Linked DNA regions of Homo sapiens: regions 2 and 3 are each linked to region 1. Evidence: chromatin contacts called from ENCODE Hi-C or POLR2A ChIA-PET data. All regions are on one chromosome and are shown on one strand. Each heading gives the region's core, a stretch centred on a gene start or an enhancer-like site at or near the end of the contact. The rest is flanking DNA. Distances are from core to core; before and after follow the strand shown. Region 1 holds the start of CD48 (CD48 molecule). Region 2 holds the start of IGSF8 (immunoglobulin superfamily member 8). Region 3 holds the start of TOMM40L (translocase of outer mitochondrial membrane 40 like).

The links. A loop is a pair of places that touch in the nucleus more often than their neighbours do. ChIA-PET counts read pairs that join two places held with the same protein, here RNA polymerase II (POLR2A). Pooled maps may share reads with other maps.
Region 2: a loop to region 1 is called in a pooled map, with 6 times the contacts of the local background. The contact joins the promoter of IGSF8 here to the promoter of CD48 in region 1. A Hi-C loop is called at or near these places in 5 of 50 pooled maps.
Region 3: a loop to region 1 is called in a pooled map, with 3 times the contacts of the local background. The contact joins the promoter of TOMM40L here to the promoter of CD48 in region 1. A Hi-C loop is called at or near these places in 2 of 50 pooled maps. POLR2A ChIA-PET finds 5 or more read pairs at or near these places in 2 of 52 experiments (SK-N-SH and T-cell).

The regions. Positions count from the first base shown.
Region 1 is chr1:160,709,300-160,714,062 of GRCh38, reverse strand. CD48 (CD48 molecule) reads left to right here and starts at 2,241. Exons shown (of 4, transcript NM_001778.4): 1 at 2,241-2,381. The coding sequence starts at 2,300. RefSeq lists enhancers at 1,213-1,272, 1,813-1,992.
Region 2 is chr1:160,096,167-160,100,929 of GRCh38, reverse strand. IGSF8 (immunoglobulin superfamily member 8) reads left to right here and starts at 2,311. Exons shown (of 7, transcript NM_052868.6): 1 at 2,311-2,521. The coding sequence starts at 2,458. RefSeq lists enhancers at 1-34, 3,123-3,649, 3,650-4,178, 4,179-4,705 and a silencer at 1,727-2,556.
Region 3 is chr1:161,224,116-161,228,878 of GRCh38, reverse strand. It overlaps TOMM40L (translocase of outer mitochondrial membrane 40 like), which reads right to left and starts at 2,819. Exons shown (of 10, transcript NM_032174.6): 1 at 2,743-2,819; 2 at 2,275-2,524; 3 at 1,924-1,991; 4 at 1,529-1,621; 5 at 1,142-1,243; 6 at 890-995; 7 at 571-693; 8 at 375-451; 9 at 62-164. The coding sequence starts at 2,389. MIR5187 (microRNA 5187) reads right to left here and starts at 1,693; the gene lies at 1,618-1,693. RefSeq lists enhancers at 1,080-1,259, 2,774-2,843, 3,304-3,413.

The DNA of each region.
Region 1 (4,763 bases), core at 992-3,491:
TTCAAGACTGGCCTGGGCAACATGGTGAGACCTCATCTCTACAAAAAATTTTAAAAAAATAGCCATGCATAGTGGTCACTGTACTCCAGACTGGGTGACAGAGTGGGAGCCTGTGCCCCCCTCCCCCCAAAAAAGAGAATGTAACATTAATTTACAGGGTCTCTTTTAAAAATCTAATACAATGTTATCTTTTCTTGCTGAAGGAGCAGGGTCGTATCCTAAGGTTAAATCAATTTATAGGAAAAATATAACACACAGTTCCAAAGTGTAACAATTTGACCAAGAGGAATTTGATTCTGGTGCTGTTTCAAATTTTATTTGCAGGGTTCTTTCTTTTCACTTTTATGTTTTTTTCCCTTTTATTTTTAGTTGACATATAATAATTATACATATTTATGGGATACAGAGTAATATTTTGATACATGTATTCAATGTGTGATGATCAAATCAAAGCAATTAGGATACCTATCACCTCAAACATTGATCATTTCTTTGTGTTGGGAACATTCCAAATCCTCTCTTCTAGCTTTTTGAACATATACATTAAATTATTCTTAACTGTATTCACTCCATAGTGCTACAGGATGCTGGAACTTATTCCTCTTCTCTAGCTGTAACTTTGTATCTATTAACCAACTTCTTCCCATCCTCCACTTCCCTCTACCCTTCCCAGCCTCTGATAACCACAATTTTACTCTCTACTTCTATGAGCTCATTTTTTAAGCTTCCATATATGATTGGGAACGTGGTTTTTTATCTTTCTGTGCATGACTTATTTCACTTAACATAATGTCCTTCAGGTTTGAGGACTGAGAAGAGCAGACATTTTATTGTTCATCTCCATGTTGAGAATCAGAAATGTCCCCAATTAAAAAGTGATTACAAATATGTTATATCAGGAACTGTGGCTTGCCTGTGGGTCCTGGGTGGGCAAATAACTAATTTACATTCAATAGGAATGAGCTTGAAATTTCCTAGACATGATATGATTTGGCTGTGTTCCCTTCCAAATCTCATCTTGAATTGTAGTTCCCATAATCCCCACATATCATGGGAGCAACCCAGTAGGAAGTAAGTTAATCATACGAGCAGTTACCATCATGCTGTTCTCGTGATAGTGAGTTCTCACTAGATCTGATGGTTTCATAAGGAAGGGGCTTTCCCCATTGCTGCTCAGTGCTTCTCTTTCCTGCCACCGTGTGAAGAAGGACGTATTGGCTTCCCCTTGCACCATGATTGTAGGTTTCCTGAGGCTTCCCAAGCCATGCTGAACTAGAAGTCAATTTAACCACTTTCCTGGCCAGGCACAGGCCCATGCCTATAATCCCAGCACTTTGGGAGGCTGAGGCAGGTGGATCACTTGAGGTCAGGAGTTCAAGACCAGCCGGGCCAACATGGTGAAACCCTACTAAAAATACAAAAATTAGCTGGGCATGGTGGTGCTTGCCTGTAATCCCAGCTATGTAGGAGGCTGAGGCAGGAGAGTTGCTTGAACCTGTCAGGTGGAGGTTGCAGTGAGCTGAGATTGCACTGCTGCACTCCAGTCTGGGCTACAGAGTGAGACTGCATCTCAAAAAAAAAAAAAACCAAAACAAACAAAACAAAACAAAACCCCTCTCTTTCCTTTATAAATTACCCAGTCTGGGGTATGTCTTTATTAGCAGTGTGAGAACAGACTAATACAGACTACAAGGGTGGGAAATCCATTCTTTTGGGCCAAGTAATCTTACTTTTTTTCTGATGTTCAGTGGATAGGCTGATGTCAAACTTCAAATAGTGAATTATCATAAAGGAAGAAGAGCAGAGGGTGGTGCTGGGGGTAAGATATGCAGCACAAAGGCTACGTGGGTCTGATTTCCCAGACTTCAGGCTCTGAATGACACCTACCCAGGCTTGACTGGGAAGCTCCTATGTCTTAGCCCCTGAATTAATCAGAGGGATTCCTGCCTGGGAACGAAAAGCAGACATTCTCTATCAGGGTCCCTTATTCTTTTCTGAGTACTGGCCCCCCTGAGAGTACAGTAGAAGCTATGAATCTTCCCCCTACAAAAAAGCACTCATGTACCTTCAAACAAAATTGTTCTCAGTTTCCGTGATGCTCTTAGATAAAAAAATTTACAAGACCTCCGGTTTCTGGTTTCTGGGGCCCCACACAAGTGTGCTGGGTGGAGAGAAAATCTCAGTGGTTTTTTTTTTTTTCTCTCTAACCCTGTTTGGTAAGTTCCGTTTTTAGCCCCGGCCTTTTTCTAGCCAGGCTCTCAACTGTCTCCTGCGTTGCTGGGAAGTTCTGGAAGGAAGCATGTGCTCCAGAGGTTGGGATTCGTGTCTGGCTCTGGAATTGCTACTGCTGCCTCTGTCACTCCTGGTGACCAGCATTCAAGGTACTTTCCACCAACTGTGTATCTGTGATTGTGCACTGAAGGCATGGTCAGTTGGGAAAGGGGAGACGGGATGTAGTTCAACCCTAGAAGCCAGATCTGGTGTCTGGAAAGCAGGTATTTCCATTCCAATAGCATGGCCATGGCATGGTTGGGGAGCCTTTCTTAGCACTGATGAATGGAGCTTCATCTCCTTTCCCACGGGGATGTGATCAAAACAGGAACCTGGGGAGCAAGAGAAGTAGGCTCCTCATATTTTGTCCCGTGGTTGGTGGTCCATGAAGTTGTGGAAAAGTGTTTGTTTTTTCATTTTGAATAAGAAGAAGCTCTACACTGACAGCTGCTGCATTTTATGCTCAGACACACTGTACTCCCTTAGGCATTCTTTGAGACCTCTGTATATGTGAGGTGTTGCATCCTGAGCCAAGGTAAATGATATTGTCATTGACCCAAAGAAAAGATAGATCAAAATTATAGGAAGAAAAGCTTGGAAAGGATTGCTGTCTGGGGTCTCTGAATGAGGGTCTGAGAAGAGGCTGGAAGTGCTTCAGCATCAAAGGAACCTTAACACATCTGATTGCTAAGAGTTAAGGTCCATTCCTCTGCCACAGCCTGTTCGGTCCCCGGTGTGTGACCAAGGGCTGAGCTAACTTTCCTTCTCCTGTTAGAGCTGCCTCACCCTCTTTCTTCATCCAGTACCTCTCTTCTTATGCCAGCTGAGAAACAGCAGTGAAACCTTTGACTTTCTTGCTATTCCCCCAAGTAAATACTCAAGTCTTTTTAATTTAAAGGGCTTTAATGCTCACCACTCTGAGTAAAACAGTAAAAATCAACAAACATGTGGTAGTCACACTGTGGCATAAAATGATGATAGTTTGTAACTTTTGGGGAGATGAGGTAGAATGTGTGGAGGATCGGTCTCTCACATATTCTACCTCTCAGGTAGAGTCCTTTGGTTCATGACTGTGTGAGTCTACGGCTATATAGGTTCTGTGGGCCTGACTCAATGCATAGGACATTGGTATGACCTTGGGATTGGGGGCTGATGTGAAGTATTCATCTAACTATTGGGAAAAGCAGGGTTGCCAATGAGAATTGGAATATTTTAGGACTTTCTCTAGGCATACTGAAAACATCCTGACAGTTGACCTTTCTCTGACTTCTTTTCTAGGCTTCATCTTGGTCATTTATTCTTCTTTGAAACAATCAGACCACACCTGATTATGTTATCCTTTGAATGGATAATATTGGTTTTGATGAGGTTAGTAAACCTGGGTTATAACACCCGGGCTATAACCTGGGTTAGTAAAATACAAATTAAGCACTTACTGTGTGTCAGACATTGTGCTAGGCCTTTTGCATACTTTTTCATTTAACTTTCATTAGAAAATAGTGAGGTGGCTATTATTATCTACATTTTTCAGATGAGAATACTGTCTTGCAGAGAGATTAAGAAATTCTCCTAAGGGCACACAGGTCTAACTTCCAAACCATTCTATTATGATTATACCTTTCCTAGACTAAGGCGAGGGAATCTTGGTGAAGGTCAATGTGTCTAAATCTCTTAATTTTACTGTTTGCCTTAAAAGAGGCGTTTTCTCTTACCTCTGGGCTTATGTACATGCCTTCTTTCCACCTAGATTTCTCTCCCTCCTGCCCTCTCCCTGCCTCTCTTTTAGGCTTCTGTTTTTATGTGACTTCTTCTTGGACTGTCTGCCTGTGACTGTGTTCTGAAGGCATGGTTAGATGGGAACCTCAGGCTCCAGATTATGGTTTGTGAATTGCTTGGTGGATCATCTGTTTCCTTGAACTTTTTGAGGACAGAAACCATGTGCAGTGTTGTGCTGCTGAACTTAGCACAGGCCTGGAGTGTGGCATGTGCTCAATAAATAATTGTTACACAAATGAATGAACAACTTCAAAAAACTTCCTTTTGGACTACACATCCATATCTTCCTGAGAAGTGCAAGTAGTTCTCTCCTCTGCCGTAAGGGATGCTTCTGTGGAAAACTTTGAGAAGCACTCTTAGCTCTCTTCTTCCTTCTCTCCTCAGACTTGGGTTTCTCAGTTCTTTGGTTTCAAGGCAATGATTTAGGGCATGCTCCACAACTACCCAATTCCCCATCTGTCCACAACACTTAGCAGGATGAAGTAGACAGAGTATTGTACTAGAAATGAGATGACCTAGTTCTATCTGGGTTCCATGCTGTGGAATTTTCAACAAGTCATTAAAGCTTCCTGAGCCTCAGCTTCCTCAGCTCCATAATGGGTATAATAATCTGTTCCTCATTTCTTCAAGGGGTTGCTATTAAGATCAAATAAAATAAAAAATGTGCAATTGCTTTGCAATTGTGACACATGCGGAATCCGATACAGATGAAAACC
Region 2 (4,763 bases), core at 1,062-3,561, 610 kb after region 1:
TATGACTTGTTTATGAAATGTATCCCTAACATATAGAACTATGTTCCCTGAGGGCAGGGGAGCAGGCCCACCTTGTTTACCATGGCATCTCCAGTGCCCAGTACAAGGCCTGGCCCAATCAATATTTGTTGAATGACTGAGTTTACAGGGTGGAGAGGCTTGGGAGGAGGGACAGTGAGGTGTAGGAAGATTTGGGGCTTTGGGGACAGACAGACAAGCCTGGGCTGAAGTCACCCCTAAGCCACTTAAAAACTGTGTGGCCTTGGGCAAGGTACTTAACCTGCCTAACCTCAAGTTTCTCTTCTGTTAAATGACACCACCTTGCAAAATATGCTATAAGGACTAGGACTAATATCCAAAAGGGCCTTCTTGTGTAAGCATTTCATAAATGACATCTATCATTATTACAATTGGTAACATCTTTCATCCCTCAAGCATCATGAAGGCATTAAATCCACTCGATAATTAAATCCATTATAAAGGGAGAGACGTATTCTTCCAAAAGCTTCCCCTATGAGTTTCAGTTTTCACATAGCTCGATATGCCTGTGGATGGATTTAGATGATGAGGTTCTGGAGCAACCTTCTGGATATTTCAAAGTGGGAATAAACAGGCACCTTATTGCCCTGTTCATGGGCCAGTGCTGGCAGTCCTGGGAAGTGAGGGCTGGACCTCTGATCTCCCTTCAAGGCCTCAGTTTCTCTGGTTTCTCCAGGGTTCCTCAATGTGGCTTCTACTGGCAACCCCGTGAGCATCTTCTCAGAGTCAGGCACTGTGCCACGCTTGAGGAATACCATGTCAAGGAAGGTCTGGTCTGGCCTGTGCCACTTACCCTCTCTGGGCCTCAGTTTCCTCTTCTGTAAAGGGGGGTGAGTGAGTGGGAGGGAAGGGGGATGAGAGGGGAGAGGGAGGATGTTGGAGGGTAGAGGGTGGTAAATGGGCTCTGGGGTCACCTCCCACTGACAGCCACTCTGACAGCCTTGGCTTTGCAAACCTGGCCATCTCTTCTCCCCATTCTGGTCTCATCCTTCCTGCCCCTGCCCACTTCCCATCTTTACAGTTCAGGAAGAGACAGAGCACCTGGGAAGGGTGCCTCCTCCATTCTCCCACCTCCAGGGCAAGCCCCACTCTTCCTAGAACAGAGCAATGTTCATCTCTTCCCACTGTCACTGAACATAGAGACTCCTTCACCTAAATGCCAGGTCTAAACTAAGCCTCTTAGGAAGCAGTTCAAATAATAATTCAAAACCTAAAACAAAATAATCCTTATCTCCCATTTTGTGTTAGTTTCCTGTGCCAAACACTTTATGTACATTACCTATCATCACAATAACCCTTTGGGTGATGTGATCAACCTCAATTCAATTTGCAGAGGAGAAAACTGAAGTTGAAGGAGGTTAAACAACTGGGCTAGGATCACCCAACCCAGAAATGACGTCACATGGACGGCCCCCTCTCCTAATCCATTTTTCTTTTGGTTTTGCCCTCTGAGGGGGTGAAAAACAGGTCTCCAGTGACCTTCTGGATCCTGGAAGCGCCCTTCAGCTCAAACCCTTCGCATTCAGGAACTCCTGGCTTCCGCCAACCCCTACTTCAGCAGGGTTTGCAGCGAGGACTATGGCTCAGAGCAAATAACTGAATTCTAAATGCGTGGTCACAGTCACCTCGCCAATCCCAGGGACCCTGCACCCAACTCTCCAGGAAAGGCTGGCAGGTGCGGGGTGGAATGCGCTCTGTGCGAGGGTGGGTGGGAATTTCGATGCGCAGAGGTGCAGTTAGCTCACTCCTGCGGGGGCCTCGGGCGGAGCCAGGGCCAGGGGCGGGGCGAGGCCGGGGTCCAGGGCGGAGCCAGGATTGGAGGCTGACGTTAGCCCTGCGGGGACGGGGAAGGGGTGCGGCTTGGGACTGGGGCGGGGCCGGGGCCCGGGGAGGAGCCAGGATTGGAGTCCGACTGTAGTCCTGGTGGGGCGGGGCGGGGGAGGGGCCGGAACTGGGGCTGGGCCGAGGCCCGGGGCGGATCCAGGGCTGGAGTCTTGGCGGGGCGGGGCGGGGAGGGGCGGGGCCGGGGCGGGGCTGGGACTCGATGCGACTCAAAGGTGAGTTTCGAGGGGCGGGGCGGGGCCGGGGCCAGGTGCGGAGCAAAGGCCGGAGTCTGGCGGGGGTGGGGCAGGCAGGGCCAAGGCTGGGTCCGGGGCGGGGCGGGCCTAGACGGGGCGGTGGAAGGGGCGGTGCCGGGGCGGGCCGGGGCGAGAATGGTTTCAGAACTGCCGAGGGCTGGAGGGAAAGCAGCGGGAGGGGCGGAGGGAGGGGATTCGGCAGCTCCAGTTCAGCTCGCTCGGCGCACCCACGCCTCGCTGCCCCGCTTCCTGCCCTCAACCTGGGCATGCGCCCCCCACCCTTCCGGCCCCCCAGAACCCGCGCCATCCCCCGGAGCCTCCCCAGAGCTGGCCGCGCAGGATGGGCGCCCTCAGGCCCACGCTGCTGCCGCCTTCGCTGCCGCTGCTGCTGCTGCTAATGCTAGGTAAGCCAGGCCCCCGTTCCGGTTCCCGGCCCTGCCGGGCAGGTGCCTGCCATCCAGCACCCCCCTAGCATTTCGGGGCTCCTCACATCCTCCTCCGTCAGGGGTACCTCCAGCCTCCCCGGGGTCGGCGTCCAGCTGCGCTTTGTGGCTGTCCGCCGAGCCAGTCTTGGGAAGAGTGCAGGCTCCCCAGCTCTAAGCCAGGGACTGGGGCGTAGAGAGGACCCACTAAGGTGCTGCCCCAGGCACTGCTCGGCCTCCCGGGGCAGGCCACACATCTCAGCTAGCATACCCACGTACTGGGGTCGCTGCACCAAATGCTGCGACTCCTTTCTGCCCCACACTCAGCTCCAGGCCTGGCCTTGGGTGCCCGCCCTACGAGGGCAGTGCCTGCCCAGCTTCATAATTGCCCCAGAGTTGGCTGGAGGCCCAGAGGCCAGTTCTGCCCACGATCTTTGAAGTAAGTCTCTCCCAGTTGCGCTCCACGCACTTCATCAACTGGGGGCAGTTCCCTCTCTCACCCCCATCTCCACCCTGGGTTGGGTCCCTCTTTGCCCTTCTTCCTGTCTCCCAAATGGCACTTGGCTCTGCAGCCACCCATCAGTTTTCACACCGCTTAGTTCCAGCTTCCTTGCCTCAGGAGAAACCAGGTTCCATGGAGACTGATCCTGGGATCTCCAAGCACCTTGTGCCTGCTGTGGTGGGTGTTCATGGTGGGGTGTTCTGGGCCAATCTTGCATGGATGCATGGGGATAATGACAGTGGAATTGTTTTTGGCCTGAACTGGAGGGCTCCCTGTAGGAGGTGGTCTGGGGAAGAGTATGGCATGGAGACAGTGAAACTGCCAGTACAGATGTTGATGAGGCTGAAGCCCTTGAAATGAGAGTGAAGCGTGGGGGTGGGGATGGTGACTTCAGAGCTGCTGTCGTCAAGGCAGAGGCTGAAGGTAGCCCCAGCTGCCTGTTTCTAGACCAGAGCTCCACAGTGGCACCAAGCAAAGCCTTCCCCTGCTGCAGGTCCCTGGGCCCTGCAGGGTTAGGATGAGTCCTCTCCCTGGTCCCTGGGCAGGTGGCAGGAGGATGTACAGAGAGGAAGGCGCTGTGGGGCCTGGGTTGCCTAGCACTTGGTGTGTTTTCCCCAGTGGGCAGCATGGAGCAGGGAGGAGCCCAGGGAGGTGGGGAAGTGCTGGCCTGTGTTTGAAAAAGGAGCACGCAGAGGTCTGAGCACCCACTGCCTGTGGGCACTTACATTCATTTCACAAATGAGGAAAATGAAGTAACTTGCCCCAGAGAGCACATTTAGTGAGTGTTGGGGCTAGGATTTGAACACAGATCTGATTCCAAAGCAGGCCTCTTTGCTGTCCCTTTCCTTGCTGCGACTGATACAGAGGAGGGGAGAGAGAGCTGTGTGGCAACTGATTTCCTAAGGCTGTGGAGGTGACTTTCCCATGGGCATCTCCAAGCATCAGCAGTTGTGGAGCCAGGAAAATGGGAGGGGGCCTTCTGAGCAGTCTGCCCTGAGGCAGTCAGGGAAGGTGTCAGCTTGGCTGTCTCCACCGTCACTCTGATTATGAAACTTGCCTGGCCTGGGGCAGGGCTCTCCTGAGTCACATACGCACTCACACATGGTCAGAGCTGGAGCTCTTAGTTCTCCTCCAGTGTGGAAACTGAGGCCTAGGACAGAAAGAGACTGGATCCCAGGCCACACAGCTGGGCATGGGGATGGTGCTGGAATCCCACTTCCTGACTGGCAGCTGTGCCCTTAACAACAGACCATGAGTTCTCCCTGTGACCCAGCCAGAGGATGAAGGAAGGGGCTAGGAGCCCAGAAGCAGGGGTGGGGAAGTTCAGAGGAGCCGTTCTAGAGAAGCTGGAGGGTAGAGTTTGACCACAGACTCCTGGGCATTTTCCTCTAGCTCCTGCAGAAAGTCCATGGTATCCCCCTGGGAGGCCTAAAAGTGACACTCTGGTTGGTGAGGTCAGTCCCTTCAGGCCTGGCCTTGGAGTTTCCCCATCTTCCTCTCTGGTTTTGCCCCTCTGGAGGAGTGTGTGGAAGCCATCTAGGGACAGCATGATCTTGGCTAACATATTATACTTTTCCTGCCTTACCTTTCTCATCTGTAAAATTGGGAGAGGTGGGGAGGGGTGGCCTAGCCCTCTTTACATTGAGGTTCTGTGATCTTATCTAGTGGGAGCTATGGAAGGAAAGAAGGGAGGAGCTAAGCCCTCTAAGTCTGCCAGGAGTA
Region 3 (4,763 bases), core at 1,570-4,069, 510 kb before region 1:
CCCTCCCTCCTCTGCATCCCCCATTCCTCAGGATAGCCAAATGTCTCCCAATAACCCTCACCTCTAAATACCATGTTGGCCTGGGGCAGAGTCAGGTGGTAACCAAAGGAGAATGTTGTGTCTTGTAGCCTTGTGTTTGCCTCAAACTCCACTCCAACCTGAACCTGAGAACCATGGGCAAGGATGAGAGAGAGATCAGTATCAGTGAAGACCAGAAGGGTCCTGATGGGGAATCAGCAGAATGGAGGCATGCATGTAAATATATACACAGCGTGGTAGGAAGAAAAATAGGTCAGCAGGGCGATAGAGGTCCAGATGAACAGAAGTTCATGACTGACTTGCTGACAAGGAGGGAATGAGATCAGAGGTCTCACCTGTTCATTTGCCCTGTGGTAGTAACTTGCATGGGCCCCGCCTGATCCCACATTCAATGTAGCTACCCAGTGTACAGCTGTAAAATCCAAAGTACAGAGGGGAAGGAGTGTTAACTGTAGTATGACACAGGCCAGGAACCCCAGAAAAGTCCAGAATTGCCCCCCACCACCACCACTACTTCACTTCGCCCCATACCCGAGTACTTCCCAGCCAGTGTCAAGATGGCCCCCTCTTCGCCTGGCCGCCGGTGATAAACTAGCTCTCCTCCCAGCACCAGCCGATGAGTGAGGCTCTGCAGGAAGTGAGCAACCATGATCACTGTGGGGGAATGGGGAGACATGGAGTCAGTCATAGAGACAATATCCAGACCTGCTCCCTCACTCCCAATAACCGCCACCCCAGCCTGCCCAAGAAGTTCCTTTTCTAAACTCCAAACTGTACAGAAGATGAAGAGGCATAGTAACATTAGCAAATGGGCCGCCAAGATAAAAAGAACCCTGTCCCAGTTCCTCACCCGACTCCCCAATCAGGTCAGGATTTCCTAGGGTCAGAGTGGCTGTGTAGTCATCTCCCCGATACTCGCCATCAAACTGCCATGTCAGGAACTTGGCCTGCTGCGTCTGGGTGGCAAGAGCAAGAAGTAAAATCTCCCTCCCTCTTTATGATCATTATAGACTCTGCTCCTCCTTCCAAGCCCTCAGAGCAGGAAACCCGTGGAGGAGAAAGAGGAAGTGCCTCAGGGGATGGAGGCAGGAACTGTGGTCACCTGGAAGACAGCCTTAGCTCGGAGCCGCTCTGCCAAGAGGAGCAAGACCTGGGCGTTCAGGCTGCCACTGCTGTCCATATCCCCTACCACAGTGGGGAACACCTGTGGAAGGGTGTACACAGTAGTAAGGCTGAGCCGGATGGCACCACTCAGCCTAAACCCAAATATAGAACTTCATTAAGAGTGCACAGCGCCCCCTGGTGGAGTCACAAAGACACACTCTGGGCTCTTCACAGAAAATGTTTCTCTACCCTCTCTCATTCAGAAAAGACACAGAGAATCAGGTTACGGCCCATTCCTCCCCATAACACACACAATTCCTCTTCCTCCAGACCTGGGTCCCAGATTGGTTTTTAGGGAGATGACCCAGGTGTGTGGAGCCCTCACCTCAGTGGGACTGAGCTGCCAATCCCCTGCATAGGCCGCATGGAGGTGATATCCCGGCAAGCCCAGGGCACTCATGTGTATAGTGTGCGCCACCTGAGGAAAAGAGGATTCAGTGGAGAAAAGCGCATTCCTGCTCCACTTCAATCCCTCATCCCACCCTTAGTCTTTTCCCCATCCAGAGGGCCTCTCAAGAATCCTAAATATTCCAACATATACAGAGAAGGTCATCGGATTAAAAGCAACAAGTCCCACAGGCACGGAGGTAAAGAGAACCCCACATCCTCCCTCATTTGTCCCACATAGACTGGCTAGGGCTGGAGTACAAAGGAAAGGAGAAGATGATCCAGGGACAGGAAAGGGGGAATAGTAAGGAGGGGCCAGAGAAGTGGGAGCACCTGGAAATGGCTGCTCAGAACCTTGTTGACAACGAGCTTCACTCCCTCCATCTGTGCTGGGAATACATCTGAAGGGGGTAGGGGAAGGGAAGGAATAAGCACAGACAAAGAACCCCTACCCCAAAAGATAGTCTCCCCTTTCAATCCCATAGGGAACACTTTGGAGGAATTAACCTCCTTTCAAGTCCTGCAATGAAATGCTCCACTTCATTTGGGCACCTGATCCTCCCTGAGGCTGCATGACCCAGCTATGATCTCCCCTTTCCTGCTCCCATCGCCGGACATCCGGCATTCAAGACCCTCCACTCCTCTGCCCCTTCATCCTGAGACACCCAAGTGCCAAGTTCTCACCTTTGCATAGACGGTGCAGCTCATCGAAGCTCCCAGGGTTGGGCAGGGGTTCCTCTCGGCGGGGGCTCCGGCGGGGCAAAGTCCCCATTGGTGCCAGGCCCAATGTGTTCCCCATTTTAGTCCAGAGGACTGGGAAGAGCCGAGGTTAGCCTGTGAAAGGACGCTATTGCCCCTTTACCCCCCAACGGGCCCCACCCCCCATTATCCGGCTCCCCAGCCTCAGAAACTTCCACATGGTCCGACGCTACACCTGGAACAGGAAGAGTAGGGAAGGAGAGCACTCATGGAGAGACAACCCTAGGCACACTCCCGCCCCATCTTTGATCTCTCACCCCCACTTGTCACCCTTGTCCTCTCTCCCTTTCTCTGATCCTAGCCCCCACCACAGACTTCACCTAGCTCCCTAGCCTCTCTATTCTTCATTCCCAGGCCCCAAGACCAGGCCCGCAATGGTGCAGTATCCCTTACCATCTCAGACCATCATGCTGCCCCTTTCCCCCCGGCACACCCCGGTCATCTTGATGGGGGCAGCCATCTTGAGTGATGGCAGAACTGCAGCTTCACGCTGCATTCTTAGCGTGGCCGTAAGCGCCATCTTTGAATCTGGCAAAGAAAGCTGTCAAAGACCCAACCCAACCCTGATTGGGCCCCGCCCAATCAATGAAAAAAAAAAAAAAAAAAAAAAGCCTCGCTATTTACCATGGGCCAATGGGAAGGGAGGAAGAAAATGAGTGGCAGGTCTGACGGCCCAAGAGCTTCAACCCTGGAGCTGCAGAGGCGGGCAGGACTTGATTGGTGGCCCCTTAGACTTAAGTGGAAGGCTTTAGATCACTAGGCCTCTCCAAGGTCGGAAAAAAACTTGTGAGCGTACAAGACACTAGAGGGAGCATCTTGTAGCTTGGGCCACTGAAGCTCCTTCCACCCATGTAGTTTCATCCATGAGAAAAGTGGAACTACAGCTTGTAGACTGGCATAGTGTGAAGGGTGGCAGAAAGAACGATTATGAAGACTTCTTTGGAACCCTGGTTCATTTCTATCGCTCCCTTCTCTCCAAAGAACCCATGGGAAATCCTCCTCACAGCCCTCCACAGCACACCTCCAAATGAGTACTACTCATTAAGCGCAGCACTCCCTAGAACAGGGACCCACCCTTCTCTTCTGGAGGTCTACATCTCTCGAAGTCCCCGCTCTTGACCACTTGGTGGAATGGAAACGGGTGTGAGAGTTTGGCGCAGAGGAGTAAGTTCTAGCAGAACTATTCGCTGAAACAGCTGCTTTCTGTATTTAACCCTTCCTTCCCTGAGTCCCAAGGCAGAGTTGGCAAATAAAATCTAGGAATATGGAGCCTGGCCCCCAAAGGCACTCCATCCCAGGACCAGGGACAAGCCAAAGGGCTGACCTCAAGCACTAAGCGCTCCACAGGGGAATAATTGAAAATGGAGTAAGAGTTCTTGGTCTTGGAGGGTGAAGGGTGGGAGGAGGGAGAAGATCAGGAAAAATAACTAATGGATATTAGGCTTAATACCTGGGTGATGAAATAATCTGTACAACAAATCCCCATGACACAAGTTTACGTGTGTAACAAACTTGCATATATAGGCCAGGGGCGGTGGCTGATGCCTGTAATCCTAGCACTTTGGGAGGCCGAGGCGGGCAGATCACCTGAGGTCGGGAGTTCAAGACCAGCCTGACCAACATGGGGAAACCCCGTCTCTACTAAAAGTACAAAATTACCCGGGCGTGGTGGCGCATGTCTGTAATCCCAGCTACTTGGGATGCTGAGGCAGGAGAATCCTTGAACCCGGGAGGTGGAGGTTGCAGTGAGCCGAGATCATGCCATTACGCTCCAGCCTGAGCAACAAGAGCAAAACTCCGTCTCAGGAAAACAAACAAAAAAACCTGCACATATACTTCTGAATTTAAAACAAAAGTTAAAAAACAAAGATTTCTTGGTCTCTGGTCACTACCTCCCTCATCAGCTTTGCGCCTCCACTGTCACCCTCAGGAATGTTCCACATACTCAGCGAGTATGCTTGGGGGGCAAAAGGGTGAAAGATACAAAAGCTTCTGATATCTATTTAACTGATTTCACCCAAATGCTTTGAACCTGGGAATGTACCTCTCCCCCTCCCCCACCCCCAACAGGAGTGAGACAAGGGCCAGGGCTATTGCCCCTGCTGACTCAATATTGGCTAATCACTGCCTAGAACTGATAAGGTGATCAAATGACCAGGTGCCTTCAACCTTTACCCTGGTAGAAGCCTCTTATTCACCTCTTTTCCTGCCAGAGCCCTCCATTGGGAGGGGACGGGCGGAAGCTGTTTTCTGAATTTGTTTTACTGGGGGTAGGGTATGTTCAGTGATCAGCATCCAGGTCATTCTGGGCTCTCCTGTTTTCTCCCCGTCTCATTACACATTAACTCAAAAACGGACAAGATCATTTACACTTGCCCTCTTACCCGACCCTCATTCCCCTAACCCCCATAGCC